Regions from separate parts of the Homo sapiens genome. Here region 1 is linked to region 2. The links are chromatin loops, found by intact Hi-C in ENCODE. Cell type or tissue: Calu3. All regions are shown on one strand. Links, peaks and the distances in the headings refer to the core of each region. The heading gives the core; the rest is flanking DNA.

Region 1 (10,708 bases), core at 2,459-7,458, 110 kb after region 2:
AACTCTGGTTCTATTGAGTCCAGATAGATGGATTTTACTGCATTCATTGTATACCATGGACAATTGTTTCAGATGCCATTTGTTGTCCCGAGTTGTCATGTCCTAGCCTGCCTCACTGGTTCCAATCTATTATTTCAACAGAAAAGAGAAAACATTTCCATGGAAGAGGAAACAGGAAATTCCAACAGATCAGCAACAGTTGGAGTGCTAACCTGTCACTGGAATGGGAAAAAAAATGCTGTCGTTGACACATCTTTTCCTTGTTTTTGACACAAATTAGGTAACTCACTGTCTCTTCACAAAATTGATGGGGGTGTGAAAAATGTCTATGCAGTATATAGAGATATTCATAACAAAGACTTATGCTACGAAAAATGTCCTTTGTTCACAATAGAAAGAATAACTCATGCTTTACATAATTTGCACATATATATTTTGTTGTTGTAAATCCTGGTTTGCTCACTAAGCTGAAGTTCATTTTCTCACCATGATTCTTGAGCCCAAAACTCTGATGAATCAAAAGGATCAAATATTGGGCTCCTACATTTTATGTGCAGTAGTTGTGCAGTTCACCTCACTGGGTCTGCATTAAAGCCCCCACTTTAATGAAAAGGATTGTTTCTTATTCTCAAAAGCAATTTTGAAATTCGGACTCAGAGACTTTTTATTCCTATGTTTTGTGTTTCTTGAAAGAATAATCCCAGATATAAGGATAATTACCCTATTTTTGATTATTTAAAAATATATTCAATATTCACTCAAAAATACATATGATTTCTGGTTTCGATAATTGTATTAGGGTGATATATAATGTTAATCCTAGGGGAAACAAAGTGAAAGGAATGGAAATGTAAAAAGAAAAATATTTATTGACCTGCTACCGTGGGCCAGGAATTGTGGGAGGTACTTGGTATACAATGGTAATTAACCAGACAGAACCAATAATTCCCTCCTCTCCTCATTTAGTTATGAAGTTGTCATTTAATCATACCAAAGTCTTTTTCACTGCAATTGAAGGTAATTTGTATTTTATTCTCTTCTAGAAACCTTGATTTTACTACTTACTGAGCATTTACAGCATGTTAAGCACTTATTCCTAGGTGTTTTCCATATTTGATTATTTCATTCTTACAAGCACCGACTGAGTAAGTGTTATTACCCACAATTTGCAGATGAGGAAACAAATGTGAGTAAGTTAAATTAGTTACCTCATATATAAAGTGGCTGAGGCCGGGCACGGTGGCTCACACCTGTAATATCAGCACTTTGAGAGGCCGAGGGTGGATACTTGAGGTCAGGAGTTCAAGGCCAGCCTGGCCAATATGGCAAAACCCCATCTCTACTAAAAATACAAAAATTAGCCGGGTGTGGTTGAGCGCCTGTAATTCCAGCTACTCAGGAGGCTGAGGAAGGAGAATCACTTGAACCTGGGAGGCGGAGATTGCAATGAGCTGAGACTGCGCCACTGCATTCCAGCCTAGGCAACAAGAGCGAAACTCCATCTCAAAAATAATAATAATAATGATAATAAAATAAATAATAATAAAGTGGCCGAGCTGGTACTTACTTTCACATGGGATCATCTAAATCTATAGAATGTTCTCATCTCTCCTCACAGCCCATCACTGATGATGAACACCTCCATGCCATGTCCTTCCAGACTTAAATATTCTCTCAGGATAAAGACTGCCAGATTCCTTTCATCATAGCCTAATTATAGCATTTATTACATACTAACAATCTACTTTTCTACCTCCTTCTGTGGTTAACTTAGCAGAACCATAAACTGGACATCAGTTTCTTAATCACGGCTTGGTTAATGTAGAAGGAGTTAAGATAATGGGTGCAGAGCCAATATTATTGCTCATCTTCTGATGAACATCACGTAGATAACAAAGAACTTTTGTGCCAGCGATGTGAGTGGGTTTGAAGTATCTCTACTTAAATGCTACTTCCACCATCCCTTTATAATTTTTTCTCAAGCTAGCCTTTTGTTTCCAGTTACCATTTAAAGTCAGAAAAGAAATCCTTGAATAAATTATTAAATTTAACTTCTTAACTTTAATATGAAAAGGTCTCACCAAGGGATGCCTAAGTTGTCTGGGCTAGAAAGTATACTGGTTCTTTTTAACTCAGTGGTATGGAAATTTTAGGATAACAAAGAGGCAGAGAGAAAACAAGGCACATATTTTTTCCCAACAAACATGAAGTTCAAACATTACTCACCATCTCTTAGCTTCTATGTGAAGATGGACACACCCTCAAGGCTTCTGGGCCCCAGAGCTGTTGTTGCTTTTTTTTTTTTGAGGCAGAGTCTCGCTCTGTTGCCCAGGCTGGAGTGCAGTGGTGCAATCTCAGGTCACTGTAGTCCCGAGTAGCTGGGACTACAGGCGCCTGCCACCACACTCAGCTAATTTTTGTATTTTTAATAGAGATGGGGTTTCATCATGTTGGCCAGGATGGTCTTGATCTATTGACCTCACGATCCACCCGCCTCAGCCTCCCAAAGTGCTGGGATTACAGGCGTGAGCCACCGCACCCAGCCTGTTGTTGCTTTTTAATGATTGGAGTAGATAGTGCCAGAGCAGGTGCCTATGCGGTATAGTCCAGTCTCCTCATTCCTAGTAAGATCATGTGCAAATTTCTCTCAGGACTCAGTGCCAGGCAAGTCTACAGTTCTTCCAGTAAGTAAATTGCTTCTCTCAGACATTGTGAATGCCTTTTCTTTTTGTTTAGCTGGTAAGAAGCTTAATTCCAAATTTAAGGCTCTACTATGTTGTCCTCAACTTGGTTTTGGCTTCATCTTACTTTCCCATTATCATCTTTCATTAATCCTGATTTCTTTCTTTACTTTTATGCTTTATGTATCTCTGAAAGCAGCTTGAAATTCTTTCGAGAATGAGGCTACATGTAAATAATCAATACTACTACTAATAATATTTGAGCAGCTTTATCCTTTATCATCTCTACATCCCAAATAATTATACTGTTAACAGTTCAATGAAATATTCTGTTGTCTAGGGGGAAGAGCCAGGGCTCTACCAGGGCCCGCCATGGTAAAAATCTGACTTCAGTGATCTTTATAAAATTTTTACAGGTTAATTTTGCATCTGAGAAAGAGAACATACGCCTATATTGACATTTTTATAGTTCTTAATATCCACTGTCTCTTTCCAAAGAAATTAATCAATTATAACTGCCACCAACCATGAGTGAGATTGCCTGAATTTGTGTATCTTTGCTGAAACAGGGATTTATAGCTTTACTTTCCCCCCTACATTTGTAATACATGCCAGTCATTTCTAAGGTTGTTTTCTCAATTTGGGGACCATAGATTTCTGGGATACTTCATAGATCCTGAGAAAGTTCCTGGTTTCATAAAATGATTTTGATGGAAAAGAGGAATTAGGTCACTCTTCTGCAATAAATCTTTTGCTATGAAATTTAAAGATGAAGACTGTGATTAAGAATTAAGAGGCCGGGCGCGGTGGCTCACACCTGTAATCCCAGCACTTTGGGAGTCTGAGGCGGGTGGATCACCTGAGGTCAGGAGTTTGAGACCAGTCTGGCTAACATGGCGACACCCCGTCTCTACTAAAAATACAAATGTAATCCCAGCTACTCGAGAGGCTGAGGCAGAAGAATGGTGTGAACCCGGGAGGCAGCGGTTGCAGTGAGCCGAGATCACGCCACTGCACTCCAGCCTGGATGACAAGAGTGAAACTCCGTCTCAAAAAAAAAAAAAAAGAATTAACGACATTTTAAGAGATGAAAATGGATGCTAAGAAGAAAGATTAATTCATCCTTTCTAGTTAGGAGAGAAGAAGGCTGAGCTGTAACATATAATGAAGCTTTATGTAAGGCATTTGATACAGGTTTATTGGATAAATAAATGAATTTAATAGTCATCTAATTATGTTACCAAAAATTGAAAAATAGATAAGGCTACGTAAATCTTATTTTGCCTAGAACACATTAACATCTTTATGTCTGTCTACATTGTTTTCAATGACAAAGTCAAAGTACAATAATATAGGACCATAACAGTTCAAACCCTCATGCATTTTAAAAGGAAAATTAATCCATACGATCTAAGTTTATTTGCACTTAAATCATTGCAATGTTGAATAGTAAAGATGACCTGATATCTAAAGAAGCTTCTGGGTTTTTAAAAACAACAACTTCTATCAGTTTTTGCCAAAAATAAAATGCATTTAAGAATCAGAAGGTTTTATAAAGTGTAGCCCAGCCTTTTGAGCAGGTTTTACACTTGGTGTTGTAAACCCTGCCATTGTATCAAGACATATCTCTGAAAATGGAAAAAGACAACAAAAACAAAAAACCCAGAGCCTACTGAAAATGTGGATAGTACAAAGCTAGTGAAACAGTCAGCTTCTGAAGCCAATATTTTCATCATGTCATCACTTATTAATAAAAACAAATGTTCGCATTCTTCTCTACTTTCCCACAAAATATTCTGTTTGTGAAAAGGTTGATTCATTTCAGTTAAATATAAACAGTTAACTATGAATATGTCTCTGCTGCCAAAGGAAAGTTATCCCTGGTAGGGGAGACAAACAAGGGTCAAAACATTATGAGTAAGGATAGTATGTGGTTAAGTGTTACAAGAAAGCTTCAAAGTACTGTGGGACACAAACCCGGAAAAGATTAATTTGGCAGAGATCAGACTGGGGAAAACTCGATGGAAGGGGTAAAGCATTAGATATTATAAATTTTAACACTTCAGCTGAAATAACTAAATATAGCTATGTGTTGCTTAATGATGGGAAAAGGTTCTGAGAAATGCATTGTTAGGCAATTTCATCATTGTGCGAGCATCATAGTGTACTTATACATTCTTAGACAGTGTAGCCCGCTCCACACCAAGGCTCTGTGGTGTAGTCCATTGCTCCTAGGCTACAAACCTGTACAGCATGTGACTGTACTGAATACTGTAGGCAGTTGTAACACAATGGTAGGTATTTGTGTATCTAAACATTCTATCTATAGAAAAGTTACAGTAAAAATACGGTCTTATAATCTTATGGGACCACCATCATATATGTGGTCCATCATTGTCTGAAACATTGTTAGGTGGTGCAGGACTGTACATGATTTTACTATTTGCCAGGTGAAGAAGGAACATGGAATTAGACAGACTGTATAAAGTTTGGGCTTCTCCTGCTGGAATAGATCATGGAATAGAGATATGTGCCTCAGACAGGTAATAAGAGTAATAGATTCAGGACAAGTAAAATGGGAAGAAAGAGGAGATAAGATATTAGTCCAGGCAGCTTTCTTTTACTTTCTGATTTTACTTCTTTCATAAAGAAGAACACCTCTGAACTTTTGCTCCAGCCCTTTTACCACCACCAGTAATGATTCCTCCACTGCCTACCTAGAGTCCATCTCCAAACCAGTTCTTCAAGGCTAAGTTCAAAAATCATCAATTCTGTGAAAGCTTTCTTTATCCTTCAGGTGGAATTTTTGACTCCCTCCTTTGGGTTTTAACAGCACTTAGATTTTATTCTTTTTTAAAATGTATTTTGTATTTCAATAGGTTTTTCTGGGAGCAGGTGGTGGTTGGTTACATGAATAAGTTCTTTAGTGGTGATTTCTCAGATTTTGGTGCACCCATCACCTGAGCAGTGTACCCTGTACCCAATGTGTAATCTTTATCCCTCGCCCCCTCCCACCATTTCCCCTGAATCCCCAAAGTCCGATGTATCATTTTTATGCCTTTGCATCTTTATAGCTTAGCTCTCATTTATGAGCGAGAACATACGATGTTTGGTTCTCCATTCCAGAGTTAATTCACTTAGGATAATAATCCAGGTTGCTGTGAATGCCCTTATTTTGTTCCTTTTTATGGCTGAATAGTATTCCATGGTATGTATATGTATATGTATATGTATATGTATATGTATATGTATATGTATATGTATATGTATACGTATATGTATATGACATTTTCTTTATCCACTCATTGATTGATGGGCGTTTGGGCTGGTTCTATGTCTTTGCAATTGTAAATTGTGCTGCTATAAACATGCATATGCAAATATCTTTTTCATTTCATGACTTCTTTTCCTCTGGGTAGATACGCAGTAGTGGGATTGCTGGATCAAATGGCAGATGTACTTTTAGCTCTCTAAGGAATCTCTGTACTGTTTTCCATAGAGGCTGTAGTAGTTTACATTCCTACCAACAGTGTAAAAGTGTTGCCTTTCCACCACATCCATATGAACATCTATTATTTTTTGATTTTTAAATTATGGACATTCTTAGAGGAGTAAGGTGGTATCGGATTGTGGTTTTGATTTGCATTTCCCTGATAATTAGTGATGCTGAGTATTTTTTCATATGTTTATTGGCCACTTGTGTATCTTCTTTTGAGAATTGTCTATTCATGTCCTTAACCCACTTTTTAATAGGATTGTTTGTTTCGTTCTTGCTGATTTGTTTGAGTTCTTTGTAGATTCTGGACATTAATCCTTTGTTATATATTCAGATTGTGAAGATTTTCTGTCATGCGTAGGTTGTCTGTTTACTCTGCTGATTATTTCTTTTGCTGTGCAGAAGCTTTTTAGTTTAATTAAGTTCCATCTATTTGTCTTTGTTTTTGTTGCATTTGCTTTTGGGTTCTTGGTTATGAAGTCTTTGCCTAAGCCAATGTCTGGAAGGGTTTTTCTGATGTTATCTTCTAGAATTTTTATAGTTTCAGGTCTTAGATTTAAATCTCTGATCCATCTTGAATTGACTTTTGAATAAGGTCAGAGACGAAGATCCAGTTTCATTCTTCTACATGTGGCTTGCCAATTATCTCAGCACCATTTGTTGAATATGGTATCCTTTCCCCACTTTTATGTTTTTGTTTGCTTTGTCAAAGATCAGTTGGCTGTGAGTATTTTGCTTTATTTCTGGGTTCTCTATTCTGTTCCATTGGCTTATGTGCCTGTTTTTATACCAGTACCATGCTGTTTTGGTGACTATGGCATTGTAGTGTAGTTTGAAGTCAGGTAATGTGATGCCTCCAGATTTGTTCTTTTTGCTTAGTCTTGCTTTGGCTATGTGGGCTCTTTTTTGGTTCCCTATGAATTTTAGGATTTTTTTTTTCTCTAGTTCTGTGAAGAATGATGGTGGTATTTTAATGAAAATTGCATTGAATTTGTAGATTGCTTTTGGCAGTGTGGTCATTTTCACAATATTGATTCTACCTATCCATGAGCATGAGATATATTTCCATTTGTTCGTGTCATCTATGATTTCTTTTGGTGGCGTTTTGTAGTTTTCCTTGTAGGTGTCTTTCACCTCCTAAGTATTTTATTTTTTGCAGCTATTGTAAAAGGGGTTGAGTTCTTGATTTGATTCTCATCATGGTTGCTGTTGGTGTATAGGAGAGCTACTGATTTGTGCACATTAATTTTGTATTCTGAAACTTTGCTGATTTCATTTATCAGTTCTAGGAGTTTTTTGGAGGAGCCTTTAGGGTTTTCTAGGTATAGGACCATATCATCAGCAAACAGTGACAGTTTGACTTCCTCTTTACTGATTTGGATGTCCTTTATTTCTTTCTCTTGTCTGATTGGTCTGGCTAGGAATTCCAGTACTATGTTGAATAGAGGTGATGAAAATGGGCATCCTTGTCTTGTTTCAGTTCTCAGGGGGAATGCTTTCAACTTTTCCCTGTTTAGTATAATGTTGGTTGTGGGTCTGTCATAAATGGCTTTTATCACCTTAAGGTATGTCCCTTCTATGCCAATTTTGCTGAGGGTTTTACTCATAAAGGAATGCTGGATTCTGTCAGATGCTTTTTCTGCATCTATTGAGATGATCATGTGATTTTTGTTTTTAATTGTGTTTATATGGTATATCACATTTATTGACTTACATATATTAAAGCATCCCTGCAATCCTGGTACGAAATCCATTTGATCATGTTGGATTATCTTTTTGATATGCTGTTGGATTCAGTTTGCTAGTATTTTGTTGAGGATTTTTGCATCTATGTTCATCAGGAATATTGGTCTGTATTTTCTTTTTTTTTGTTATATCCTTCCCTGGTTTTGGTATTAGGATGATGCTGGCTTCATAGATGATTTAGGGGGGATTCCCTCTTTCTCTATCTTTTGGAATAGTGTCAATAGGATTCATACCAATTTTTTAAATATCTGATAGAATTCAGCTGTGACTCCATCTGGTCCTGGACTTTTTTTGTTGGCAATTTTTTTTTATTACAATTTCAATCTTGCTGCTTGTTATTGGCCTGTTCAGTTTCTATATTTTCCTAGTTTAATCTAGGAAGATTGTATATTTCCAGGAATTTATCCATCTTCTCTAGGTTTTCTAGTTTAGGCACTTATAGGTGTTCATAGTAGCCTTGAATCGTGTATTTCTGTGCTATTAGTTGTGATATCTCCTGTTTCATTTCTAATTTAGCTTATTTGGATCTTTTTCTCTTCTTGGTTAATCTCGCAAATGGTCTATCAATTTTATTTATCTTTTTAAAAAACTAGGTTTTTGTTTAATTTACCTTTTGTCTTTTTTTGTGTGTTTGTTTCAATTTCATTTAGTTCTGCTGTGATCTTCGTTATTTCCTTTATTCTGCTGGTTTGGGTTTGGATTGTTCTTGTTTCTCCAGTTCTGTGAGGTGTGACCTTAGATTGTCTATTTGTGCTCTCTCAGGCTTTTTGATGTAGGCATTTAATGGTATGAACTTTCCTCTTAGCACTACTTTTGCTGTATCCCAGAGGTTTTGATAGGTTGTGTCACTATTATCATTCAGCTCAAAGAATTTTTAAATTTCCATCTTGGTTTCATTGTTGACCCAATGATCATTCAGGAGCAGGTTCTTTAATTTCCACATAATTGCATGGTTTTGAGGGTTCCTTTTGGAGTTGATTTCTAATTTTATTCCACTGTGGTCTGAGAAAGTACTTGATATAATTTCGATTTTCTTAAATTGACTGAAACTTGTTTTGTGGCCTATCATATGGTCTACCTTGGAGACTGTTCCATGTGCTGATGAATGGAATGTATATTCTGCAGTCGATGGATAGGATGTTCTGTAAATATCTGTGAAGTACATTTGTTCTAGGTTATAGTTTGAGTCTTTTTTTTTTTTGAGACAGACTCTTGCCCTGTCACCCAGGCTGGAGCACAGTGGTGCAATCTTGGCTCACTGCAACCTCCGCCTCCTGGGTTCAAGCAATTCTGTGTCAGTCTCCTGAGTAGCTGGGACCACAAGCATGCTCCACCATGCCTGGCTAATTTTTGTATTTTTAGTAGACATGGGGTTTCACCATGTTGGCCAGGCTAGGAGTCCATTGTTTCTTTGTTGACCTTCTTTTGATGACCTGTCTAGTGCTGTCAGTGGAGTATTGAAGTCTCCTGCTTTTACTGTGTTGCTGTCTATTTCATTCCTTAGGTATAATAGTGATTGTTTTATAAATTTGGGAGCTCCAGTTGTATATATATAGAGGCATATATATTTAAGAATGTGATATTTTTCTGTTGGACTAGTCCTTTTATCATTATATAATGTCCCTCTTTGTCTTTTTTAACTGCTGTTGCTTTAAAGTTTGTTTTGTCTGATGTGAAACTAACTACTCCCGCTTGCTCTTGGTGTCCATTTGCATGGCATATCTTTTTACACCCCTTTACCTTAAGTTTATGTGAATCTTTAGGTGTTAGGTGAGTCTTCTGAAGACAGCAGAAACTTGGTTGGTGAATCCTTATCCATTCTGCCGTTCTGTATCTTTTAAGTGGAGCATTTAGGCCACTTACATTCAACGTTTAGTACTGGGATGTGAGGTACTATTCTATTTATCGTGTTATTTGTTGCCTGAATACCTTGTTGCTTTTTCATTGTGTTATTGTTATATAGGTCCTATAAAATTTATGCTTTAAGGAGGTTCTATTTTGGTGTATTTGAGGATCTGTTTCAAGATTTAGAGCTCCTTTTAGCAGTTCTTGTAGGGCTGGCTTGGTAGTAGCAAATTCTCTCAGCATTTGTTTTTCTGGAAAAGACTGTGTCTTTCCTTCATTTATGAAACTTAGTTTTGCTGGATACAAAATCCTTGGCTGAAAATTATTTTGTTTAAGCGGGCTAAAAATAGGACCCCAATTCCTTCTAGTTTGTAGGGTTTCTGCTGAGAAATCTGCTATTAATCTGATAGGTTTTCCTTTACAGGTTACCTGATGCTTTCATCCTACAACTTGATACTTTCCTTCAGCTTGACTTTAGATAACCTGATGACTACGTGCCTGGGTGATGATCTTTTTGCAATAAATTTCCCAGGTGTTCTTTGGGCTTCTTGTATTTGGATGTCTAGATTTCTAGCAAGGCCGGGGAAGTTTTCCTTGATTATTCCCTCAAATATGTTTTCCAAATTTTTGGATTTCTCTTCTTCTTTGGGAACATCAATTATTCTTAGGTTTGGTCATTTAACATAATCCCAAACTTCTTGGAGGCTTTGCTCATTTTTTGAAAGTCTTTTTAATTTGTCTTTGACAGACTGGGTTAATTTGAGAGCCTTGTCTTCAAGCTTTGAAGTTCTTTTTTCTGGTTTTTTGATTCCATTGCTGAGACTTTCCAGTGCATTTTGCATTTCTCTAAGTGTGTCCTTGATTTCCAGAAGTTGTGGGGTTTTTTAATTTATACTATCTATTTCACTGAAGACTTTTTCTTTCACATCCTGTATCATGT
Region 2 (10,708 bases), core at 2,145-7,144:
GTGTCTCTAGTCACAGAGGTTCCGGCCACACAGCTGGTGCCAGAACAAGGGTCTGGCTCTTCTGTTAATCAGCCTTACTGAAATGAGCTGCAAACACAACCGAATGCTTGAGCTGACCTATGATCCTTCTGATTCAGGAATGTCTCATTTAATGCATCAACGGGCTTGAGTCTCCCCTTCCAGTGTGGGAGAACATGAACTACTTACATATCTTCTTAGGCCGGAAGGAGGGAGGCATTTCTCAAAAGCTATTCCTGAATGTCTTCCTCTTGTGATTTTAAGGGAGGAGGAGGCTTGTGGGGGTGGGGGATGGATAACATTCTTCAGTTTCTGGCTGGGATGCCAGCCCAAAAATCTTTTATTTTTTTTTTCTGCACCATATGGATACAGGAAAAATATAAAGGATGTGTTCTTTGCCCTTGAGGAATTTATAATCTGGTTGGGGGGCAGCCAAACTGCTGCTGGGTAGCCTCAGATCGGGTGCAGCATGAGCTGGTGAGAGGCCGTGTGTGCTGTCCCAGCAGGCCCCAGCTGTTCCCTTTTCTCGGGGTCTCGGCCTGAGCTCCGCCTGGGGCTGCAGGTCAGTGGGCTGCAGGCAGGCACTGTCTCATTTCTTTTGTTTCATAGCATTGGTTTTGGCCACAGTCAGGAATTTTTCAAACTAAAAGCTTCTGGTGAACAGTCTCTGGTTCAAGTTCACAAGCCACATCATTAATCATGAATAAATGGTTGTAGAACACCCTTTCTCTTGCCAGGGAAAATACAGAGAGTTATAAACACACAAACAAATAAACACACAGCGCCCCCAACTAGAAAATTGATACCTTCTGTGGCCAGGGCATTTTCAGAATTGGAAGACTTTAGACACCACCAGGTTAAGCCCTGTCATTTCAGTTTAGGGACAGAGAAGTAAAGGCCCATGTTCCATCGATGAGAGATAATCTATTAAATAGCCCATATTTTCTGACTCCTCAACCAGTATTTTTTCCCATGGTAGAATTTGAGAATGCCTGTTAATGTGGACTGAGTTCATGTCATTCCACTGTATGTAAAATGAGAGGAGATGAATTTCTAAGTGATAGCTTCGTTTTTACTTTTTGATTAGGTGACTACCTAAAGGCAACATGAGCAGTAAGAAAATAAAAGTTTTTTTTTTTGTTTCGAGACAGAGTCTTGCTCTGTCTCCAGGCTGGACTGCAGTGGCACGATCTCCACTCCCTGCAACCTCCGCCTCCCGGGTTCAAGTGATTCCCCTGCCTCCTGAGTAGCTGGGACTATAGGTGCGCGCCACCACACCTGGCTAATTTTTTGTATTTTAGTAGAGACAGGGTTTCACCATGTTGACCAGGATGGTCTTGATCTCCTGACCTTGTGATCTGCCCGACTTGGCCTCCCGAAGTGCTGGGATTACAGGAGTGAGCCACCATGCCCAGCCAAAAAATTTTTTTTTGAGAAGGAGTCTTACTCACTGTCACCTAGGTTGAAGTGCAGTGGAGACATTTCAGCTCACTGCAACCTCCACCTCCTGGGTTCAAGCGATTCTCCTGCCTCAGCTTCCCAAGTGGCTGGGATTACAGACACGCCACCACGCCCGGCTAATTTTTGTATTAGAAAATGAAAAGTTAATTTATCTAATTGGGTTTTTGTCTCTGTCAGGTATGAGAACAGAGTAAAGATGGGCTGGGATGGGGAGAGAGAAGGGCCTGGGTCTGCAGATTAGATGGCCCATCAGAGCAAGTTAGGGGCTGAGGTGGGTTTATAGCAGAAGCAAGAGAGATAACATCTAAGTGAAGGTGGGAAAGAGCAGGGGCTGATGTCTGGCAGCGGCAGCAGGGAGCGGGGATCTGTCAAGAAGAGAACCAGCAAGACTCCAGTCCAAAAGGACTTGTGACCAAGGCAGGGATTCAGCCATGGGAAATGAAGAACATCCCCAGATACTGAAATGGGCTGCTGAGCCAAGGACTGAGTTATGAGAAGTAAGGCAAAATTTTAGAACTAGGCACAGAGTTCTACCTGGATCAACAACAGGGCTCACTAGTGGAGTTGAGCCTGTGGAGTCTAGAGTCTGTCAGGTTGGGATTCCTTAATTTCTTCCAAACCATGAATGGGTTCTGGTGTAAGGCTTAAGTCAGCAGGAGGGAACAGGGAGTCGGGCTGGTAACTGTAGGAGGTAGATGGGAGCAGAGCCTAGAATTTGGAAATGGATGAATTAAAAGCAGCTGGACAGTTCAACACAGAAGGGATTGGAGGTATGTGAAGGAGAATGGGCCCAAGGTCAGCTCAGAAAGGCTTGGCTTTCCTGGTTCTCAAAAATTTTAAAGAAAAGCTGTTAATTAGAATGGTTGTTCATCAATGTATAAAAAAATAGAAAGGCAGAGTCTAGAGGCAAATGTTGGCAGTGCCTGTACAAACACTAACCGGAATAAAGGATGTGAATGTTATCAATAAACTTGGAGTTTCTGGGTCTCACTGCTTGTATTAGTCTGTTTTCACACTCCTATAAAGAACTACCTGAGACTGGGTAATTTATGAAGAAAAGAGGTTTAATTGACTCACAGTTCTGCAGGCTATACAGGAAGCATAGCTAGGAGGTCTCAGGAAACATAATCATGGTGGAAGTTGAAGGGAAAGCAGGTATGTCTTACCATGGTGGAGGAGGAGTGAGAAAGCGAGAGAGAGAATGTGCCACATACGTTTAAATCATCAGATCTTGTGAGAACTCACTATCATAAGAACAGCAAGGGGGAAATCACCCCCATGATCCAATCACCTCCCACCAGGCCCCTTTCCTGACACATGGGGATTACAATTCGATATGAGATGTGGTGGAGACAGAGTCAAACCATATCACTGCTGGACTAGGACTTTGGTGAAGAAGCTATGAATTATGTGGATTGTCTTATAGAAGCTCCTCTTGCCTCCCTCTGGTTCCACACCCTCTAGACAACCTTCTGAGTGAGATTTGACTCCTTATATAGGCAGGACACACCAATAAGTATGCTCTGGTGCAAAGGAAGTTTAGTTTCATTGTAATACATTGAGTTTCTGATTTAGACATTGGTCTCTGTGAGCTTGGTTAAAGTGTGATTGTCATTAAAAGATGAATCTGTTCTTGATGTGTTGTCAAAATCTGCTTTTGTAAAGCTGATGGTGATACGGGAATGCTGGGAAGGGAAGAGCATGGTCCCTTTAAATGATATGGAAGAGGGGAAGGGAAGTGTTGGGTAGAGGAGGGTGTGGTCCCTGGCTAGGGCTCTATCCCCCCCATGGACCTAGGTGAGGACAAGCATTTCTGCTGTGGCGGCCAAATGTTGCAGTTTCCAAGACCACCCTGGCCTGCCATGCCCCCATGCTGGGCCTATAAAAACCGGAGACCCTAGCAAGGCAGAGACAGAAGCTGCTGGACGGCGGGAGGAACACATTGGCCGAAGAACACAAGCGGCTGGACATTGAGAGGATGCCAAGGGAAGCACGCCTGCGGCAGAGCGGAAGAGCACGCCTGCGGCAGAGCACGCCTGCGGCAGAGACACTGACAGATGCAGCAGGCTAGCAGACGGAAGGAGGTGGAGTTTGGCCAGGGCAGTGGGTGGAGAGCCTGGGTCACCCAGCAACTTGACTCTGGGGGAAAACCACCTCCCTACTGGCTCCCCCATCTGCTGAGAGCTATTTCCACCCAATAAAACCTTGAACTCATTCTCCAGGCCCAGTTGTGATCTGATTCTTCCAGTACACCAAGGCAAGAACCCGGGATACAGAAAGCCCTCTGTCCTTGTGACAAGGTAGAGGGTCTAATTGAGCTGGTTAACACAAGCCACCTATAGACGGCAAACTAAAAGAGCGAAACTAAAGAGCACCTGGTAACACATGCCCACTGGGGCTTCAGGAGCTGTAAACATTCACCCCTAGACACTGCTGTGGGGTCGGAGCCCTACAGCCTGCCGGTCTGTATGCCCCCCTAGAAGTTTGAACAGCGGAGCACTGAAGAAGTGAGTCACACCCCCATTGCACACCCTGCAAGAGGGACAAGGGAACTTTTCCTGTTTCAATGGGGATTGGCAAAGGCATCTCAAAAAAGGGCAGCTTCCAAACAGAGACTCAAAGGACTTTGTAGGAGTTGGAGAGAGTGTAGTAGAGTGAGGGGGAAAGATGAGAATACAAGAATTTCTTTCTTTCTTTTTCTTTTTTTTTTTTTGAGACGGAGTCTTGCTCTGTCGCCCAGGCTGGAGTGCAGTGGCGTAACCTTGGCTCACTGCAAGCTCCACGTTCCGGGTTCACGCCATTCTCCTGCCTCAGCCTCTGGAGTAGCTGGGACTACAGATGCCCGCCACCGCACCCAACTAATTTTTCTATACTTTTTTTAGTAGAGACGGGGTTTCACCCTGTTAGCCAGGATGGTCTTGATCTCCTGACCTCATGATCCACCCGCCTCAGCCTCCCAAAGTGCTGGGATTACAGGCGTGAGCCACCGCAGCCTGGCCAACAAGAATACAAGAATTTCAATAAGTGGTCTGACTTGGGAGGTATAAAGGTGAAGACAGCAAACATTAAAAAGTCCTTGCGGTGGGGCGTGGTGGCTCATGCCTGTAATCCCAGCACTTTGGGAGGCCGAGGTGGGCGGATCACGAGGTCAGGAGATTCAGACCATCCTGGCTAACACCGTGAAACCCCATCTCTCCTAAAAATACAAAAAATTAGCCGGGTGCGGTGGCGGGCGCCAGTAGTCTCAGCTACTCCAGAGGCTGAGGCAGGAGAATGGTGTGAACCTGGGAGGCGGAGCTTGCAGTGAGCTGAGATTGCGCCACTGCACCCCAGCCTAGGCGACAGAGCGAGACTCCGTCTCAAAAAAAAAAAAAGTCCTTGCAAAAACTTGTCTCAGAAAGGGAAAAAAAGTGAGATACAAAGGTAGTTAGAGCAGCGGTCGCCAACCTTTTTGACACCAGGGACTGGCTTTGTAGGAGACAATTTTTCCATGGACGGGGGAGGGATGGTTTTGGGAAGTAACTGTTCCATCTCACATCATCAAGCATTAGATTCTCATAAGGAGTGTGCAACCTAGATCTCTAGCATGCGCAATTCACAATAAGGTGCGTGCTCCTATGAGAATCTAATGCTGCCGCCTATCTGACAGCAGGTGGAGCTCAGACAGTAGAGCTCGCTCAACCGCCGCTCACCTTGTGCTGTGCAGCCGGTTCCTTACAGGCAGGGGGATGGGACCCCTGAGTTGCAGAACCGGTTTCCCTTGAGGTTCTTGACATAATGGACACTCATCTTCACTCCAAAAAGTTTGCTTTTTCTCCCTCTGTGTTGGTGGGTAGTTGGTGAGGAGTGTCATCTGGTAGCTTACCTGGTGATGGAGGGGAGAGCTCTGTTTTCACAGGCTATTCTCAAAATCTTAAAAGCCCAGAGATTTGGCCTTGCCTCCCACTTTCTAACACTTCTCTTCATCACTTCAGAATGGATCAGCACTTAGGAGATCTGAAAGTTAATCTGCTTAGCAATCTGGTTGCTAGGTATTAATATATAGAAAATAAATGTTTTTTCCCTTCTCCTTGAATCAGGAAAAAGCCTGATTGAAAGAAGGATCTAGGAGGGATTTAGAAGAAGTCCTTCTCCTTTCCATGACTCTGAGGTTTGTGAAGTCTATCTGAGTGGTTTGTTGCCACTACATGCTCTTTGCTAAAAGGGGTAATTGAGTGAAGGAAACGTGAAGGAACCACAGGTAAAGAAAATTAGGATAGTGCTCCAAAGTGATCTCAGCTCCATAGGATCCCTTCCAGGGTGGGTCCTGAAACTCTAGATCAGAACACGTAAATGTTTGTATTTGGCCAACCTGCTTTCAATTATTAGCATTCACAGACCGATTGTGCTGTATGATGCAGTTGAGTGATAGTGAGTGAAAGGCCAATTGGCCATGGAAAATCACCTGGTGAAGATCACAGTGAGTGCTCTCCCTGTCATGGAGCTTGCCGGTAAAGAATGCTGCACTGTTCTTTCAGAACCACATTGATAAATGTCCCCTGAAGAAATTAACATTCCCATCTCTACTGACTCATCTGATGGGAACAATCAGTTCACAAACCGATGTGTGGGCTAACCCACATGGCCCATCCACCAAACATTGCAAAGTATATCTTTTTTCCCCATATGCTAACAAGTGATGGGGAAAAGGAAGCTGTTCTCCCCACTCCACCCACCTTTCAATATCGATTGACCTGCATTCATCTCATATTCTGGGAATCAGGAATATGCTAAATATTGTAATGGTAGTCAGGTAGAGAACAGGGACAGAAGACCTAGGAAAAGGAAAGGAGTGGGGAGATATTTTATCATTCAATATATTATTATTTTGTCAGAGGCTATTATTAGACTCCTTACACTCAATGAAAAATAAACAAAATAAGCCTTTGAACCCATTTGAACAAGGACAAACATGCAGGTGGGTTATTTATTCACACATATCTGCCTGCCTGTCCCTTTCCACTAAGACTATTTTGGAACCTACTGGAGATGATTTCTGTATGTCATAAGCAAGTCATCAGGCAAAAATAGTGAGTCTTTACCAAGTTGTACCATTAACTAGGAATGATAAGAGTGTGTTTATACATAGCATTTAGTTTATGAAAATACAGATCTCCTGTTTGCGGCTCCCATTAACTTGTCCAACAAAACAAATCCATCGATTGGCTTTAGCTGTAGGTGGCTTGTTTTCCAACTGCCTCTTTTCTCCTGACTTAAGAGACAGATGTAATTTAAAATGGGGATTAGAAATAACTGTCCTGAAATCCATGTAATTCTGGTTTTGCTGCTGGTAAAGGTTATTGTATAATTAGCTGATTCATAACAAACTGTAAGTATCATATCAGAAAATAGAACCCTTTGGAAACTAATGACAGATGATCTACAAATAGATAGCCTAGCAATGTAAACATTAGTGGGGGGAATTCATTAAGTTCCTGCTAAAAGCATTTGATTTAATTTTGCCTATCTTTTATCAGATTTTTTCACGTATAAGCCAAAATGACAAATGATAATTATCTTGAAGGCATGTGGCATGATAAATTGGAAGACACGTGATGTGTTTTCTCATTTTTCACAGTCTCAGATTTTCTTTTTTTGGTCTGGTTTGTTGTGTTACAAAAAGCTCATGATTTTTCACCCATAGTTCACCTCCTGGGAAATACCATAATTAAGGTCTCAAGAATGAAATAGGCTGGTACAGTCATCGAATGACAATGAGCCATCCATGGTGTTGGGACATCAATGTAATAACATAAAAACTATTGGTTTTGAAAATTTTCCTCTATATAATTGCTGTTTCCACTTCTATAAAACTGAGGTTAATTTAAGATAGATTTATTTCTAGTCAGTCCCACTAATGTTCCAGGACTTTTCATATTCTGTATCATTTGATATGTATTGTCATAAAGCTTTTATATTTTTCAAACACTTCAGCAGTTTTATGCATTGAGTTTGTTATGAAATGTCATTGTGTCACTTTATGGGATCCTATTTAAAGAAAGTCAGTAGCTAGGAAAAGAGATGAGAAACATTTATAATTTGACCCTAAACTCAAGGGCAATATAGGACTTAGTAAAAGAGAATTTATAAATTTCTCAGGTGCTCTTCATAAAAACAAAGTCAAAACAAAGCAAAACAAAAAGAAAACCCAAGGTGAAACCACATCAAACAAAAAGTTTACTTGGTAATCACCTGGTAACCAGATATTGGGTTTTATGAATAAGAAATTCCAGACGAGGTGTCGTGTTCTGGAACAACCCTTCCTATATTTCACAATCATGTAAAGCCTAGCTCAAATGTCCCTTTCTCTACCTCCCAGGAAGAATTAGGGACTCCCACACTCATATACTGTAGCATTTTGTTCATACATATGCTTCCTCTCACATGGTCAAATGGTTAGTTTTTTATCTGTTTGACTGCCAAGCAGTGGACTTTGCCCTATCCATCTTTGTTTTTTTTTAGTGTCTAAGGCCTGGCAAACGGAAGGAGCTCAGATGACACTTTTGAAAAAGCAGGCTGTTTATATGACTTCAGCTCTTAGAATATTAAGAATTGCATCATCATTGCACGGGAAGAAAAAGGTCTGATTGGATCCTTCTCTCTCAACAACTGCCTTAATGGTTTAGTGGCAGGATGGCTGGGTGTACGTGGCAGGATGGCTGGGTGTACGTGGCAGAAAATGGAGCAGAAGTTTGACATTAGTTTAGTGTCAATAATGCATATTATTGAATTTACACAATATAGATGTTTGAGGCCTTTTTTAATTGGGCCTTTCCAGGATCAAAGAGACTTGCATTAAATTTATTATTTTGTTTATATGGAGATCCTTCTGTTTCTCCAATTGTTCTGGGTATTCTTTTTTGAAGCAGTTGTAGCTGATGTCTTCCCTAAGAGGAGAGGAGTTGAACTATATCTCAAGTTGGGCCATAGGACAGCTGTATAAGCAGTTGCTTTTGCAGTATCAGATCCGAGGAATATCAAAATACTCTTGTCCTGAAATACATCGTGAAACTCATCTCCTCCCAATAACATGCTCCTCTTTAAGGATAGGAATCGAAAGGTTTTGGATATTGTTCTGGTTTTTGGAGTTGCCTCTTCCAGCACTACTGGGCACTCAGCTCTGGTTTCTGGCTGTGGCCCCTTCCTTTGGTAAGTGGCATCCCTGTTCTGAAGACACTCAACTACCCTGAGAGTGTTCCTGTGAATCTGATTCTTATCTTTAACCATGTAGGAAAGATGACAGGCCTCTCAGTTTTGCAGAAATCAGGAGATTTGCCAGCACTGAACCAATTGCGTGTGATCACCATCACCTGTTGACTTCTGGTGGGGATGTGTGGTCTCTCCCTTCCCCCATCCCTCCCTGTGTTTCAGCCTTAGTTTGCCTCACTCTTTAAGTCACCTACTAGACCTCCATAGGCATGTGAGTTAGCCGTCCATGCATTCCACCTCTGACCATAAGCCTGTTCTTGAGGACCATCATGCTTTCCATATGATGGTGGCTGCCATTCATTAAATACCATCTATACCCAGATTGCCCACACTGAAAGTGAGATAATCAACTGTTGTGCTCCTAGCCAAGATTAACAGGAAGAGTATATTCTTTTTTTGCTTTTATTTTATTTTATTTATCAAGAGATTAAGACAAAGATGAGCCTACAGTTCACAACCGTATGTGAAGATGATGCAGTTGCCTTACTCTGTAGAGTGAAGCCAAAACCACAGACAGAAATAAGCATAGTAGGCTATGAGAAGATGAAATTTAGCACTGTGTTTGGGATGGGCATCTGAGGAAGTTGTGTTCAGAGCACCCTGGATCTTCTTTTGGTGGCTTTAGGTCTCCCCATCCTGTTGCCCTATTTCTGAGCCAGGAGCTAAACTTGAACTGATGCCTAGCTGCTCCTCTTTCACCCCCTTCCCCAACCAAGAATGAAAATAAGAAGGATTAGTGGTGGTACATAGCCTGGTTTTTCTTTTTCTTTTCACAGCTCCATTTCAATCCTAAAAGGTACACTCTCTATCTGTGTGACACACAAATCACTTTGCTTTCTTTTAGAAATGGCCTATTATAAGAAAAAATTATAGGTCCGTATTCTACCTTTTTAAAAGTTATAATAATTACTCTTGGTATTTAAAGAGAATAGTTACATAACATAATTTTAAGTGAATATAATGGTTGAAAAGATGCTTTAGTGTGGAAAATAGACAAAATGATTTAACATTTTGAAAAATCACATTCTGACCTCATTCTAATACATGCCATCAGTAAATTAAATTTGAGATGCATTCCATTCGTGACTGACTTGCTTACAAAGGACACAAGAGCCTTGAAAGAGATTCTGTTTGTTAGCTTATTTCTTTGCAGTTGAACTGGCAGAGTAAACACAGGGAGGAGACGGTTGAGGTGTGGTTAGATCAAGCCCTTTTCAGTGCCCCGTTCTCCTATGGAGCACTTATAAATGACATGAGGAAGGTAGTATTTAGACTGATCATTAGAGGAAAGATCAGCATGTTGTTAGGAAAGTTTACTTCTAAGGAACCTTGTAATTTGGCCAAAGAAAAGGTTACTGGACTTCAGGCATCTCCGCGATGAGGAAGTGGTCTCTGTGGTCAGCAGCCTGGGCACAGTTTTGATGGGGTTGGTGAGTGTTGTCTGGTTTCCAGATAGTCTGGACAGAAGAGGACAAACGTAGGAGAAAAGAGGATGGAGACAGTATTTCTGTTTTGCTGGCTGTTCCTGCTAAGGGAAAATTGGTTATCTGTTGAGGATCCCACGTGTCATATTTGTGGGCGCTGATGGCAGGAAAGAAGAATGGATGGCATCAGGAGTGGGGAGCCTCAGGCTGGGAAAACATGCCAGACAGTCTCAGCTGCGTCTTTTGGCAAACCATGGTGTTGCCATAAAATTATTATTCCGTAAAGCCTTGAGATTACTCAGCTGTGTCAATATATTTTTCATTGTTACTTTTACAATTTGTAAAATTAAAAATTGCTTTTTTCTTGTTATAAAAGCCATTTTTTATTATTTGAATTATAAATATTAGAAAGTACAGGTAAGGAATGAGAAGATTAAAAACACTCCTAATCCTACTTATAAGAGTTAAGCACTACCCAACACTTTGAAACAATCTTCATTTAACAAAACACGTGGACATAATTTCTGTCAATAAATGCTCATGTAAGTTACATCTGA

The links. A loop is a pair of places that touch in the nucleus more often than their neighbours do. Peaks named below come from ENCODE experiments on the same cell type or tissue, not always from the same donor. Only the 100,000 strongest peaks of a DNase experiment are listed, where the experiment ranks them.
Region 1: a loop joins it to region 2, with 3 times the contacts of the local background. A loop is called at or near these places in 2 of 110 quality-filtered maps.

Annotation. Positions count from the first base shown.
Region 1 is chr3:177,629,276-177,639,983 of GRCh38, forward strand. LINC00578 (long intergenic non-protein coding RNA 578) reads left to right here. Exons shown (of 4, transcript NR_047568.1): 3 at 142-280. Among named protein-coding and RNA genes, the nearest start is that of LINC02015, 180 kb to the right of the region's middle. In Calu3, for the core only: no CTCF peak of the experiment used is centred there; a DNase peak (open chromatin) is centred at 4,646.
Region 2 is chr3:177,516,285-177,526,992 of GRCh38, forward strand. All of the region lies in intron 1 of LINC00578 (long intergenic non-protein coding RNA 578), which reads left to right. Among named protein-coding and RNA genes, the nearest start is that of LINC00578, 80 kb to the left of the region's middle. RefSeq lists an enhancer at 261-1,025. In Calu3, for the core only: a CTCF peak has its summit at 5,123 (motif pointing right); a DNase peak (open chromatin) is centred at 5,197.